Linked DNA regions of Mus musculus: region 2 is linked to region 1. Evidence: chromatin loops called from intact Hi-C (ENCODE). Cell type or tissue: heart. All regions are shown on one strand. Each heading gives the region's core, and the rest is flanking DNA. Links, peaks and the distances in the headings are about the cores only.

What was found. Hi-C counts contacts between places; a loop is a spot of excess contacts. Peaks named below come from ENCODE experiments on the same cell type or tissue, not always from the same donor. Only the 100,000 strongest peaks of a DNase experiment are listed, where the experiment ranks them.
Region 2: a loop joins it to region 1, with 4 times the contacts of the local background. A loop is called at or near these places in 2 of 42 quality-filtered maps.

What each region holds. Positions count from the first base shown.
Region 1 is chr8:22,702,633-22,710,586 of GRCm38, reverse strand. It overlaps Ikbkb (inhibitor of kappaB kinase beta), which reads left to right and starts at 4,004. Exons shown (of 22, transcript NM_001159774.1): 1 at 4,004-4,117; 2 at 4,383-4,505. The coding sequence starts at 4,401. In heart, for the core only: no CTCF peak of the experiment used is centred there; a DNase peak (open chromatin) is centred at 4,016; H3K4me3 peaks cover 1,813 bases; H3K27ac peaks cover 1,231 bases; H3K27me3 peaks cover 75 bases.
Region 2 is chr8:22,648,837-22,656,790 of GRCm38, reverse strand. It overlaps Polb (polymerase (DNA directed), beta), which reads left to right and starts at 3,354. Exons shown (of 14, transcript NM_011130.2): 1 at 3,354-3,477; 2 at 3,674-3,731; 3 at 6,236-6,302. The coding sequence starts at 3,417. In heart, for the core only: no CTCF peak of the experiment used is centred there; a DNase peak (open chromatin) is centred at 3,330; H3K4me3 peaks cover 1,566 bases; H3K27ac peaks cover 1,272 bases.

The sequences.
Region 1 (7,954 bases), core at 2,837-5,336:
GATCCGTGGTCTCCCTTGTTGTTCTTCACCACTCTCCTCAAGCACTCCTTCTTAGCCTGTCTCTATTTCTTTGTGACTCCATGCCCATTGCAGAACCATTCTATACCAAGTGCCTAATCAGGGTGCCTGTGCTCTCCTTCCCCTTCGCCATTCTGGAGGACACTCTGAAACAGCCCCTGTTGCCCACCTAAGTCCCATCTCCCAGCTAATCTTAGTCCCAGTAGGAACCTATGTTCCCCCCATCCCCCCAGTTCTTCCTCACCAGTCTCCTCCGCCATTCCTTCCAGAGCATCTCCTATCCTTTGTCATACCCTGCTGACCATAGAACTGCTTTGTGCCAGGGACCCCACTGCCACCACACTAGACTGGAACCTGGATAGCCTACCTATGCCTTCCTCCATTCTGAGCTCTTTAAGTTACTCTAGTCCATCTTGCAAGAGTGTTGTTCCAGCCCACCTCCCTTACCTTAGAGATTTCCACCATCCATAGTAAGACCCAGGGTACTCCTAGGTCTGCTCCTCATCACCTTTTGTGGAGCCAAACACCAAGTCCTACTACAGAGACGCCCAGAGTCAGCCCACTTCCCATGACCATCACCCACCCCACACACTGAGCCTAACCTCAGTGTGCATGGAGTCTGAACTCAGAATTCTAAACAGAACTTCAGATCTGTGACCAATGCTAAAAGCCAGGGTACCCTAAGACTAAAAACCAAGCATCATTGCACTTATCCACATCTATCAGATTAGGGTAAAAGCATTAGATAAAAGCAACAGCATCCATCTTTCTCCTGCCTGAACATACCTTATGATCAAGGACAGACATCTGTCACCTTAAAGGAAGAGGATGACAAAAGGTATTCCAAGCAAGTGGAGCTGAAACACAGACAGGCACACAGACAGGCACACAGACAGACACACAGACAGACACACAAACAGGCACTCAGACAGGCAGGCAGACAGGTACACAGACAGGCATGCAGGCATGCAGACAGGCATGGAAACAGGCAGGAAGTTAGGCACACACAGGCACACAGATAAGCATTCACACAGGCACAACAACTTTAATATATGATAAAGTAGACTTCAAACAAAACTTCATTAGAAGAAAAGGGAAGGACACTACATCATTAAAGGAGAAAAATCCACCAAGAGGATATTGCAATTCTAAATATTTATGCACTAAACACAAATGTACCCAGTTCCATAAAAGAAGCCTCTACTCCAGACCTGCTGGAGTTATCAACACCCCAGATTTAAAATTATACTATGCATCTATGGTAATAAAATTAGCATGGTGCGATGGTTTGTATATGTTTGAGCCAGGGACTATTGGCATTATTAGGAGGTATGGCCTTGTTGGAGTGGGTGTGTCACTATGGATGTAGGCTTTAATATCCTAGTCCTAGCTGCCTGGAAGCCAGTAGTCTGCTAGCAGCCTGCAGATGAAGATGTAGAACTCTGAGCTCCTCCTGTACCATGCCTGCCTGGATGCTGCCATGCTCCTGCCTTGATGATAATGAACTGATCCTCTAAACCTGTAAGCCAGCCCCAACTAAATGTTGTCCTTGTAAGAGTTGGCTTGGTCATGGTGTCTGTTCACAGCAATAAAATCCAAAGTAAGACATTTGATATTGTCATAAAAACAGGCATATTGATGGGGTATAATTGAACACCCAGACATAATAACTCCACATGCCTACAGACACCTGATTTTTTTGACAGAAAGGCCAAACTATTCTGTATCTTCAAGATAGAAATGTAAGAGGACGTGCAAGGAAGGGTGAATAGAATATAGTGTCATAAACAGGAAATCAGAATAAGGACCTAATGGGAAAGGGAGTTTCAGTTTCAGATCAACCTGGGCTTCACAGCAAGACTGCCTCAGAACCAGAATGCAGCTGCCTGTGCCAGCTCTCCCAAAGGTAACCCAAACCAAGGAGAAATGGCTCTTCTGTGTGGCAACCTGTCACTAACTAAACGCAGTTGTGAATGAGACCTCCTTACAAGAGGGCATGTTTACAGAGGCTGGTTCCGTCTGCAGCACTGTGGAAGGATTGGAATGTTACAGAGGCTAATTACCTCATCTGGAACACCCATTGCTACCCCACCTCTGTGTCAGAGCTGACGTTCTGTGGCTAAGAGATTAAAACGAAAACCCAGCTTTTGAAATCTATTAACTTGGTGGGCTAACACCTTCCAAACACTCAACCCAAAGCTAAGAGTGTCATCCGAGAACATCTGATGATTCACAGACTAGCTTCCCCCATCTTGCTATAATCATCTCTCTGAGGTCTCCATTGATGCATTTCAAACTTACCTTGATTTAGTCCTTAAAACTGTACAACGTCTTAAAACTTCTTCCATGTTGGAACATTATATTCATACATGCTTCAGAATAAACTATGATCTTTTTATTCCTTTGAGGAGGTGAGAGCTGTTTCTTTGGATGATACAGTGTACCCTTGATTCCCACTTCCACTTGTATTTGTGTCAAGTACAGGAATCTTTTACCTCAAAATAGGAAGTGAAATAACTACAAGGTTATTGCAGTTGTCCTGACTGGAATGGAGGCTAAAGAGTCTCCTGAGCTCCTCTTTCTGACTTTTAAACTGCCGACATAACAGACCCCGAGAAACTGTAATCTCCCCCAGGAACATCATCTGAGGCCACGTGGGAACCCGTGTAAGAAAGCTGTGACTGTCCCGTGAGCTGTGGTTGGGGCAGAGTGCAGAATGTTCTTCCACAAGTGGCCTTCTAGAAATAATTGCAAACCCCATAAAAAGTGGATGCTCTCAAAAGGGGCGACATGAAGGGTATGGCTTGGGATGTCCACGTTCTCTCTGTGGGAAGGGTGGGGTCCTGGGAGGAATATTCTTGGCTTTTTCCCACAGGTGCAAGGATGATAAGACATAATACCAAGTGTTTTTTCACTTGCTGTTCTTGTATTTGCTTAAGCTCTCTGTAAACATCATCTCATGTTTTGCTTGCTTTAATAATAAAAGAGTGAGAAGTTCTTTATTTGCTCTATTCTTGAGTTCAAACGCTTAGAGTCCCCAGGTTATCCCACAAAGATCTTTGGCTTTCAATCCAGGGAGACTTTGTTAGCCTTGCTGGTCGCTGTCCGCTGCTGGGTTCGGATCTAAAAAGCCAGTAAATGTCAGAAGCCTGGAGCCACTGTGCCACCTTCAGAGGAGCAGAGATTTCACACCGTCTGACAAACGCCACATCATAGGAGAAACTGGAGCCTAGACAACGATGGTGGACCAGAACATATATTGAGCATGACTACTTAGTTATGTATACCACTTGCCTTCCACTTAAACCCAAACCTCATGGCAGGACCCCAAAATTAGACTTGGATCGGCAGAGGTATGGGTGAGAGAGATTAGATCGCTGTCTTTCCCCAATGTAGTCACATTGAATAAACCTCTTTTTCTCCTTTCCATTGGTAATTGTATCGTGAATTAGGCTATGGGAGGTGAGCGGCTGAACCTGGCTTGTTAGAGGCAGGGGTGGATGCTGGTAGGCGTGTGGGGTGTCCTGGTGGAGAAGACAATACCCAGCCTCTTGACCTAATAACTAGTAATTTCTTTATGCTCCCAGTGCTCAAACTCCATTTTTGATAGACAGTGCTAGTTTTTTGTTTTGTCTCTGTACTCTTCCCTCTCCTCCCTTCCTCTTTGAGGGGGATGGTGGTGTGTTACTTTCTGAGGAGCATCAGGATGGTTGATTATTCTTAATACTGAACCAGGAGCGGTGGGAGGACAGGGAGGCAATTCTTAGGACAGCCTCTAAGTCAGCACTAGTCGGGGCTCGGCAGATTCTCCCCTTATTAACTGCCTAGCCAGTCGGATCAAGCTCAGCCTAAAAAGTGCCAGGGTGAAGAAGAGCTCTCCAAGCCGCCAGGTCCTGCGCCGCCAGGTCCAGCACCTTGGCTGGCTGTGGCTGCGTCTCCGAGAGCCAGTGGCTCGCGCGTCCCCTTTAAGAGCCGTCTAGTACCCGTGACGTCAGGGCAGGAAGTGTTTGAGGAAGTGGCGCTGGGCTGGCTGCGTGGGGACCCCGAGTTTTCATGTCCTCAGCGGGTGTCGCTGGCGGCCCCGCGGCCCCCGGGGCAGGTGAGTCCCACGCGAGGGCGGCTCGCGGCGCGTGGACCGGCTCACCCGGGTGTGCGCTCCGCCTCTCCCCGGGGTCCGTGGCTGCGCCGCGCCCGATGCTGAGCGGACCCACCGGTGGGCCCGGCCGCCGCAACTTTTATTTGTTAACTACACCGGTGTCCTAGCCTCCCCTTGCAGGGCAGCAGCCACTGCTGCTCCCAGTTGCTTCTTGAGCTCCAGTGTTCTTCTTACTCTCAACTTGTCCTCTCTCCCTGCTTGCTTCTAGAGTTAGCAGGGCATCGATATGAGCTGGTCACCGTCCCTCCCAACCCAGACATGTGGAGCCTGGGAAATGAAAGAACGCCTGGGGACCGGGGGATTTGGAAACGTCATCCGGTGGCACAATCAGGTAGGGCTCTGGCACCAGGAAGGTGGGTGAGCTTTCTTGGCGCCTCTTCTGACCTGGCCCGGTGTGAATGGGTGGATCCCTGCCTAACCTTGGCGTTGTCCAATGGGAGCGTAAGAAAAAGGACTGCAAAGGGGATCTGTGAGCTGCTAAACTGACTCTTTTTAAAAAACCTTAATAACCATGCCACTTAGAAGGACACATGAGGGAGTAAGCTGTCATTCCAAGTATTTTGAAATTATATTTCTACTAATATTTAGACTAGCACGTAATACATTACATTGTGATAAATGTTGTAGAATACAGGCAGTGTTAAAAAGATGAGAGCAATAAAAAACATTTTAAATAACTTTATTTAAAATATTTTAGGTAGTTGATAACCCCAAGGTTTTTCTCTTCTCTTTCTTTCTCTCTTTCTTTCTTTCTTTCTTTCTTTCTTTCTTTCTTTCTTTTCCATGTGCCGCCATATAATGCTGAGTGATGTGGACTGATTTCATTTTTGGATCTAATTTTTATTCCTATTATTTTAGTCCTTATGTGTCTGATGTGCGTTGCTCATGTTAAAAGTTTGTGTTCTTCCAAAAAAAATTTGGGGGAGGGGGCTGGCAGTAAGTACGCTGAGATTCTTGGCAGGACTCTCTCTAGCTCGGCTGTTTACTGTGGGAGACTTATTTTATCCGATTTGGGTAATGAGTTCATCACAGTGCCTCAGGAGCACACAGTACTTGTGATGTTTCCGCTAAAGAGTACTTACTAACCTCAGGATACTTGAGTATCAGACGTGATGTGTGACTATCAAACTTGGGGGTCATGGCCTGTGCCCTAAGCTGAGTCCTCAATAAGCCAATTAAAATAGGCAAATTAATAGTGGAAAGCAAGGGATTCATTCACTGAGGTCACATTAGGAAGAAGGACAGACAGATCCCCCCCCACCAAGTCCATCTCCATGATCCTAAAATTAGGTTAAGGTCTAAATAGAACGCCAAGGATACTCACATCTAAGCAGTACTGTGGTCCAGCCTACCACTGGCCTGGTTTTGTCATCCTGTGAGATTTTTCTGAGAATGTGTTAGAAATCTGTAACCCAGAAGACAATTTCCCCCTCTGGCTGGGAGCTTTTTCTCTCCCAACATGAAATTTCTGGGGAATTTCCCATCTCTCTGGCATCCAATGTTTAAAAGTATCTCTTTAGAATATCTTCATTTCTGCCAGACCAGTTACTCAACCTCCTGATAGACCCCGCGGGGAGTGCTGTCTGGAGGCCTATTTTTCTATTTTAGGATTCCAGTGTTGGTCAACAGTTGGAAAACATACCAAAACGAGAGGCCACCCTTCTAGGGAATCCTTCCTAAAGAGCTAAAATCAAGGTCTTGACTCAGATTGAGTGGTCCAGGTGAGAGACCAGCCAGGTTGATCGTGGTGATGACAGGGAGAAATAGGCAGACTGAAGAGATATTTAGGGGTTAGTGTGAACAGGACTTGGGTGGATAGAGAGGGCAGGGGCTGGAGTTGGGGAGGAGTACTGGCTGAAGAACCCGCCTGCTTAAACCTGGACATCCTCTGCTGTCTTCATGGACTGATCTCGGGGAAGCCTGGGGGCTGCTTTGGGTGCATAAAAGCAATCTTTAACCCACATCTAAGATCAGAAGATGCTGCATGTCTTCTGTTGGACACGCCTCTGTTCCGGGCCTCTGGATGGATGCAGCTAAAATATGCTAGTTGTACTTGGCGCCAGACATCCCCTTGCTACTTCATACACTGTCTCTTGTCTATAGGCATGAGAATATTTGTAGCTGTCACAGAGAAGTTCCTTGAGAGGCCCTGAGTCAGAAACGTGGCCCAAGAACCAGGATCACTGATGTAAATACATTACATGCCGAGATCGGGCTAGGTTTCTTACATGCTGGGTCTGTTTGGCGTTACCATGAGCTGCGTATCATCCTTACCTTTCTTACATGCTTTCATACCAGGGTCAACAGCTTTAATTTCTGTTTTATAACTGAGGAATTGGAAGCACAGGGGAGTTAGGTAATATATTGAAAGAAGCCATGCTTTTAACACATCTATTCCGATCCAGATGCTACACCCGCACTGTGGCTTCTTCTAGATGGAACTAGAGTTTAGGACACATCCTGCATATAACCGGCTATTTTGTAGGTACTATTTGGTTCTTCGCAACCAACCCAAGCCATTTTGAAGCACCAAGGAAAAACTAAGGGATACTCAAATGTAGCAGATGACGCTACTGCAACTCCCTGGGTTCCAGATACACACAGTGTGGCCTTGTCAGTCTTTGTTGCCTAGGTGCACCCCTAAATCTCACTGAAGGCTCAGTGCAAACCGTTTGTGCTTCGGGTAGGCTACTGTTTGCAGCAGACCTTGAGAGACAAAGAGAGAGGAAAAAGATACAACTCCGGGGACCTCAGCCTCCAGCTCCTTTTGAGGGTAGACAGGGGAAGGAGCCACACACTCTCCCCACCACATAGCACTTGGTTGGAATCCTTACTGTCACCTTGCTAATTCATGCATTTGGGTCACAACTTCTCGTTGAATGCATAAATAGACCCTCATTGTGACAGGAAGTACACCGTGGAAACATCCCAGGATCCTTTGCAACTATTACGTCATCAGTGTGCTCTAATAGGAAAGAGCCTGGCAAACCTGGGGAATCCGTGCTGGGAAATAGAGACCATGCTGGTTGTTAGAAGGCAAGGGGTTATCAGTTATTCTTCCTGTGAAGTAGCGCTAAGCTTTTCTGTAAGACTAAGGTCACTTCCGTTTGCAGTGTGGTCTTGGAACTCAGTTCCCAGTGAGGACTTATTACGAATGGGCCTGAGCTCCGTGCAGGCAAATGAAGAGATGACACCAACCTTTATTTGTTTTTACCTACATTGAATGAATTCTTAAAGCTATGACTAAACCGATAGTCATAAAGATATGCTCATGTGTAAAAATACTAATAACTAATGCTCATCAAGAATCCTTATCAATTGCCTGCTGCGTGAGGCAACAACACCTTTAACCTGTGTGCCCACCCGGGAGGCAGAGGCAGGCCAACCTTCGTGAGTTCGAGGCCAACCTGGTCTACAGAGATAGTTCCACCATAGCCAGGGCTCCATAGCGAGATCCTGTCTCAAAACAAAAACAAACAAAGTCCAAAGCAGGTGCTGGCTGTGACAGGTACTCTGTCCCTATTTTCCTGCTTCATCAGGTTCTTGAGAGGAAGTGGACTTCAGACGACCTGTCGGGAAAGGAGACACTTGAGTGGGTAGAGCGGCGTGTACGGAAATGATAAAGTCATGGCTTGCCCAAGGCTCCCTACGGATGAGACCCTTCATTTTCTTTTAATTGGCATGCCTGGAAGGGCTGAGTTTTTCTCCATCTGTGATAAAGTGCCAAAGGACCGCTGGCCTCTGAGCCCCATGATTGCTTGCCCAAGGAGGCGGCCACAC
Region 2 (7,954 bases), core at 2,187-4,686, 53 kb after region 1:
CAAAATTTCCCATGGTCTTTACACTCTAAAATTCCAGTCTATGGGTCTCAAAGCAGTCTCTTAAACTGTGACCGACCCCCCCCCCCAAATAAAAGAGCAAATTATATACCCACAGCATAGAATGGTACAGAATATGCATCCCCATTACAAAAGGGAAAAATAGGGAAGTAATGTGAAAAGGTTGGACCAAAACAGGACTGACCCTAGTAGGGCAAACACCAAATCCTTGTTGGCTCTGTCTGTCGTCTGGGGCACGAATCTCTAAGGCTGAGATGGCTTGGCCTCTCCAGCTTTCCTTCCTGGAATAGACATTACTCACTTGGGTTGGTTCTGCTCCACGTATGTTTTGCTCTTCTTAGCAAGCATCTCATGGCTCTGGAATTTTAACATCTCTGAGTCTCCAAAACAACCCAGACTTGTCCTTTACAACTTTATGCAATGGCCCTGCAGAGACTCTAGCTGTGCTACACATTGCCCGACCTCGGTAGCTTTCTGAAACTACGGAGAAACAATCTGTGGTGCACTCAGTCTTACATCTTTTTTGTTTCCAAAATCACTACCACATGCATGATACCTCCAAATCTGGATGCTAGTTTAGGATGGGCCCTCACCTCCTTCAACCACAATAGTAGCAGTTTTTGCTTTTGTTTTTGGTTTGTTTTTTTTATGTCCCTGCCTCCCAAGTACTGGGATTAAAGTTGTTAAATCAGGCACTGGCCTGATTTTTGTTTCTTAATCACAGACATGCAGTCAAAACAGTAAGAGCCTGTTCAACACGATTTCCACTCAGAAGAACAAAATTAGGTACTTATATCTGATCTTGTACAGAGAAGAATTCAAGATGGATGAAGACCTTAATTTAAAACTTGAAACACTGGAACTTCTGGATGAAAATATAGGAAATACTCTCTATGACACTGGGGTGGGTAAAAACCTTCTGAACAGAGTTAATGCCCAGGAACTAGTCTCGGGCATCAACAGATGGGGCTACATGAAGTTAAAATGTTTTGACACGGGAAGAGAAACTATCAGCAAAAGCCAACAGCCTAAATAAGGGAGAAAATCCTTAAACCAGCTAGACTTCAGACAAGGGGCTAGTATGCAGGATTTACAAAGAAGTACAGAAATTGAATACCAAGGAGATCAAGCTGCCAATGAACACGTCTTTTGAACTGAAGAAACAGTTTAAAAAAAAAAAACAAAACCAATACATATCTCAAGAAATGTCCAATATCCCTAGTCATCAGGAACATGCACATTAAAACTACTTTGATATACCCACCTCACCCCAGTCACAACAGCAATCATCAAGGAATCTTATGACAAATGTTGGCGAGAATGTGGGAAAGAGGAACCCTTATTCACTGCTAGTGGAGGTGCAAACTAATGAACAACCATTGTGGAAATCAGTTCAGAGACTCGTCAAAAAAAAAATCCAAATAGTACTCACTTTTGAGTGATTCAGTATTCACTTCTGGGCATATACCCAAAGACTTCCACACCCTACCTGCAGATATTTGCACACCCATTTTTTTCTTTGCTGTTTCATTGACTATAGCAAGGAAATAAAACAAACCTACATATCCATCAACAAATAAATAGTGGACATCTGGTTATATATATACATATATATGTATGTGTGTGTGTGTGTATAATTCATCACCAAAGAAAAAGGAAATCACAGACTTTTCAAGATACAATATATAATATTATGTAAGGATACACACTCAAAAAGAAAAAAAAGCTGCATGTTCTATTTCATGTGTATTCTAGCCCACAGAGCATTGGTGTATACAAATATACAGGTGTATTCTAGCCCATAGAGAGTTAGTGTATACAAATAGACACTTAGGTATAGAGTAACATTTAGAAAGGAGAACAAGAAAGAGTGATACAAAGTAATCAGGACTTAATGCAGGAAAAGGACGGAAGGTGGAGGGAGAGCTAATGCTAATGGAGAGCGAATGCTATTCGCTTTTCTAGCTTTACCACAGTCCACACCGAAGTCCTCTGATCTCCAACCTAGTGAACTTGTTCCAAATGGTGCAGAACTTTTTAGTGGCAGCTTTGGGGGTGGACCTTGCTGCTTCTACAGGGATCACTCCAGTTGTCCCCCAAGCCCTCTTCCTCTTCATTATGTCTCCGTGCACAGGGACCTTCTGAGAGGTGTTTTCCAACTGTTCTGTCTAAATAGAGCTCATCTCGCCCCTCCTGAGGGCTGCCCCATTTCCTTGCCTTGTTTATCCGTGCAGTGTTGTGGTGGAGCTGAGGCCCCATTCCTGCTGAGCATGTCCTCTCACAGTGAATCACTCATTCTTGACTTGCTCTTAGGCCACTTTATTACCCCCTGCCAAGGACATGCGCACAGGACTTGACTTATCACTACTGTACATCCAGTAGCGAAAGCAGTGCCCTGTCCTTGCTAATAAAAATAACTCACTCACCTAAAACAACAACAATGCATTGCTGGACCTGGTGTTGCATACCTATCCCTAGCATCCAGGAGGCTGAGGCAGGAGGATTTCTATGAGTCTGAGGCCAGCCTGCTCTTCATAGTTCTAGGACAACCTGGGCTACATAGATACCCTATCTCAGAACAAAACAGAAACAAGAATAGAAATTTTAGAAGATAAGAGTGGAGTAGAAATGTAAAAGTGTATGTCCCCAAATAATAATACCTAAGTTGGATGACAAGCCCGTCATTGACTTCCCTTTTTCCTTCTATACTCTTTTCAGATTCACCCACACTAGTGTGTATCTTAATAACAATTTATGCCCAAACGAATTGCTGTGTTTGCAGTTAATATGGACCCCCATGAGGAACACTTATAAATGGCACAAGCGCTATATTTCAATTCAAGGACATTGTAAGGGGATCACATATAGAATATGAGTGTTCCATTGCTGTTTAGTTAAGTCAGACACTTCTTTCTTGGGGTCTTTTCCTAGCTTTAGCTTCTCCCACAAGAGGCATGGATACCGAAACAAACAAACGAACAAACAAAGCCAGAACACGTCTTTAGCCGACGGTTGGCATATTTCATTCCATGTTTTACATGGTGTCCAGAAGCACAGAGCAGCTCTTGGATTCTGACAGCAGAACCCGCGCCGGCACGCCTCACAAACAGTACAGGCCGTGTGTTCCATAGCTACTGTCCACAGCAGCCAACGTCCACCTCCGTCTGCATCTCGGGCTCTAAATCAGACTATTCTCAGACCAGGAGAGCAGATTTGATCTCTCAGGCTAACTCACCAGGAGGTAAACCTGACCTCCTAGCTCCCCTCCGCCCAGAGATTCCCCGCACCCGCACCCGCTAGCCCCGCCCCGTAGCCTGGCGCGTGACGTCACCGCGCTGCGCCCTGTCAGGCGCCGCCATTGTTCCACCGGTAAGACCCAGGTGTGGGTCCCCGGCGCCATGAGCAAACGCAAGGCGCCGCAGGAGACCCTCAACGGCGGCATCACGGACATGCTCGTGGGTGAGTCCCGGGCCGCCCTCCGGCTCCTCTGCTCAGCCGGGCCTCGCTTCTCCCACCCCCCCCCCCGCGGGTCGCAGCGCCCCGGCTGCGTCCGTCGCGGCCGCCGGTGGAGGAACCCGCCCACACCTCCATCCCGGGACCCGCGTTCGCGGGGGTGTGTGTACTTGTGTCCTCGAGCCCTTTGTTGTCTTTTCAGAACTCGCAAACTTTGAGAAGAACGTGAGCCAGGCGATCCACAAGTACAATGCGTACAGGTACGTTGTTAGCCGGCGTTCCAGGACATCCTAGTTTGCTGTCACTTAGCAGGGATGGAAAGCCGGTGCCCAGTGGTTCAAAGCTGAGTGGCACTTTATTTAACCTATACAGGGTTTTGGCAGGGCGTTATAGGGTTAATTCAGGAGACTGTACAGTTCCGACTGAAAATAGGTGTCTGATGCATATATTCCCACCATTAATCTTGAATTGACTGGAAATACAGTTTAAAAAACATAATAAACAACAGTAGACGAGATCTGAACTGTGAAATAGATGTAGTTCAGGAAATCGCCTTTCCTTCTGGATGGGCTGTCACCTTCCTGAAAACCAGTTGCCTGCCTATCACTACAAACCTCAGCGGGCACCTTCTCCTGGCCGCTCTTCCCACAGTCAGCTACTTAACCTATAAGCATCCCAAAGCCCCTCAGCTTCTAACAGTAAAAGTAAACTATCCTTGCTTTCCCCAAGCTAGCCCTTACAGCCTTACAGTTAGTGTTCTCCTATAGTCTGTTCCATGCCTGGATTTCCTCATTTGAAGTCGAATTATTATTATTATTATTATTATTATTATTATTATTATATGATTATTTGGGGGATTATAATTACATCATTTCCCCTTTTCCTCTCTCCAAACACTTCCATATATAACCCTCTATGATCTCTCAAATTCATAACCTCCTTTTTTCATTATATATATATATGTGCACATATATATACACACATATTTCGATACACATACATACACACACACATTTTCCTAAATACATAAATACAATCTGTTCCAACTGTGTAATGCTACTTGTATATTTTCAGGGATAACCAACTGATGTGTTAGGAAAGACTGTTTCCTGTAGTTCTTTGTGTAGGGTTGAGGTCCTGACCACTGTGGTGTGTCTGTCACATTCTTCCTTGTTCAGCTCATGTCTGGGCAGTCATGTTAGTAAGACCTTATGAGCATAGCTTCTGACATTACTGGGCAACACAGCCTTCCCGCCATTTCCCTGATGCTCTGACTCTCACAGTCTTCCCATTCCCTCTCCACAGTGTTCCCTGGGCCTTAGGCTTAGGAGTTATTTTATAGATGTATCCATTTAACTTGGCTCCATAACTCTGCATTTTGATTGGTTGTGCTTTTCTATAGTGGTCTCTGTTGCAAAGAGCAGTTTTCTTGATGAGAGGTGAAGGCTACATTTGCTGTGGGTATGTGAAGGCTACATTTGTCTGTGGGTATAAGGATGAACGTGTAGACTGTAGCTAGGGATTGTACTGCTTTGGGAAAGTGGTGGTTGTAGATTCTTCTCTCAGACCTATGACTTTGCTAGCCCTGGGTAGTTGTCTAGGTTGCTGGTAGCAGGTATGATTTACTTCCCTCTTGATGAGTGAATCTTAAGTCCAATTAAAGAGCTGTTGGTTACCACTGAGATATATGTGTCCCCACTGCACCCTTAGAGTTAGCATGCCGTGTAGGTCATTGTGCGTCATAGGTGTCATAGCTGTGTAGGACTGTTGGTGGATTCCCCCCTTTGGAAGCTTGCGTGGTGCCTTCTGATACCATGAAAGCCAGTCCTCAGAGAAGGGAGAGTTCAGGGCAGTGCTAGCTCAGAGGCCTCAGAAATGCATTATTTCTTCAGCAATAGGAACTTACCTTCTACTTCTTTGGTGGCTTTTAGGGTACCACCAAAGGCGTTACCAGTAGCCTGTATGTTTGTTCAAGGTGATAAATATGGTCCTGTTTTTATTCCACTACTTGAGGACATCCAGTTTTCTCAGCACCATTTGGTGAAGATGCTTTCTGAAAATACATCCTGTGTTGGATGATGATTCAAAGCATATACCACTTTCTGGAGAGTCAGGAGCAGCCACCAGGCTGCTGCCACCTAACTGGTGCTGTAACTGTAACTTCAGAAGGCCATTCCATCTTTCTGTCAGACCAGCTGCATCAGGATGGCAGGGAATGTTGTAAGGCCAATGGAGCCCATGAATGTGGGCCCACTGTTGCACTTCTCTGGCTGTGAAGTGGATTGTTTGGTCAAAAACAATCCACAGATGGTAGCTTTGGCAGAAACATTACGTGCTGGAAAGGCAAATCTATAACCAGAATAAGAACCTACTTCAGTAAGGACAAAGTGTTGTCCTTTGCACAGAGGAAGCAGCCCAATGTAGTCAACCTACATGAGGTCACTGGCAGGTCACACTGGGAAATGGTGCCACATCTGGGGCTCGGTGTTGGTCTCTGCTGTTGGCAGATTTGGCACTCAGGAGTAGCTGTAGCAAGGGCAGCCTTGGTGAGTCTCAGTGCCTGTTGTCTTCCCCAGACGTCTTTCTCACCAGTTTCTGGTCTGCTCCTTCCAAGTCCCTGAATATCCGTCGGTCAGTTCTACACAGTAGGAAACCATCTTTCTTTGTAAAGCTTGAATGTGGATATTTGGTAGTATGTGAATTTCAGTTTAATTGCTGGATTTTCAGTTGTTTCTTTTTCTTCCTCTGTATGTATGTTTTATAGAAAAGCGGCATCTGTGATAGCCAAGTACCCACACAAAATCAAGAGCGGAGCGGAAGCTAAGAAACTGGTGAGCTTAATGAGCATGTAGTGAACCCTGTCTTTTGGAGGGGGTGGGGAGAAAGAAAGAAACTGGGTCATGTCATATTAGTGTGCATGCCTGAGGTTTAAACAGGCCTGGCCGGATGGTGCAGTAGATAAAGGCTTGCTGCCAAGCCTGCTTGCCGAACCTGACTTCAGTCCTTGGAACTTCATGGGAAAAGGAGAGAAACGACTCTGGCAGTTTGTCCTCTGACTTCTGAGTGCGTGCTCTGGCATGTCTGCATTCACTCTCACGAATAAATAATAAAGAGGACCAGTAAACAGGAGGCTTCATCAATAAAGTTAGACTGAGACAAGACACTATGTAATGCCTGTCAAATTATGAATAATGCATGTGGGCAGAAGTGTTTACTGCGGGAGGAGTATTCGCTGGCAGTCTTTCTGAAGGATCATTTGACAGCATATGTATATACCATCCCCCACCTTGTCTTTTGAGACAAGATCTCATTATGTAGCCTTAGGTGGCCTGGAACTCAGAGACCCCTGTCTCAGCCTCAGTAGGCCAGGACTAAAGGTGGATCCAAGGAGTGTGTATCTTTTGACCCAGTATTTTCACTTCAAAGATTTTGTCCTTAGAAGACCAGTGGAGCTACTAAATGACAAGAATTGGTTAGTTTATAACTTTGAGCAAGTGTATCCCTCAGAACTGGGAAATGCAGTACAAAGAGGAGGCCTTTATTCTTTCATGTTTTACCTTTGAGAAGAACACTATCCAGTTTTGCAGCCATGAGCCTCCTCTAGCTATTGAATTCTTAAAGTGTGGTTACTGTAGCTGATGAAGAAGCTAAGATCTTAGGTACATTGAGTTAGGCCTTGTGGGACGTGGTGTCTGCTCCTGGTTCTGTGTAAGGTGTCTTGTACAGTCAGTACTCGATGGAACTTAGAGGTGCAGGCGCTGCCCTTTCTACTCACCTCTGACATAGCAAAGCAAGGACTGGGGGGGGGGGGGGCTAGGATTGGGTTTTAATGGTGTAGTTACTTTTAATTTTTAAACTTTTAAAAATTTATTTATATATTTATTGGTTTTTCAAGACAGGGTTTCTCTGTGTAACCCTGGCTGTCCTAGAAGTCTCTCTGTAGACCAGGCTGGTCTCGAACACAGAGATCAGTCTACCTTGTACTGGGATTAAAGGTGTGGACCAACACTGCTCGGCGCTTTTAATTTTTTTAATTAAAAAGAAATTTTTGTTACATATGTGTGTGTGGCTGTGTGGTTTATGTGCACCATGTGCCTGTGGAGGCCAGAAGAGCACATGGGATTCCCTGGAATCGAAGTTGCACACACACACAATTGTGAGCCACTCTGTAGGAGCTAGGAACTGAGCCCAGGCTTCTGCCAGAGCAATAAATGACCTTAACTGTTGAGCTATCTCATATATGTACTTTTCCTTAACACACTTGATTTCTTTTACCAATAAATACTGCAGTGTTTTTCATGACTGCATATTAGTTCATTGTAGGAATTTATTGAACATATCTTACTGGTGAACCTTCGTTTTCAAATCTTTGACCTAATTATAAAGCTGCCATGAACTACTCCTGTTCTAAAAGACAGTCTCAGTTAAATAATACAAGCGAATGTTAGAGGATGAGAGTAAAGGTGATGTTTGTATTTAATTT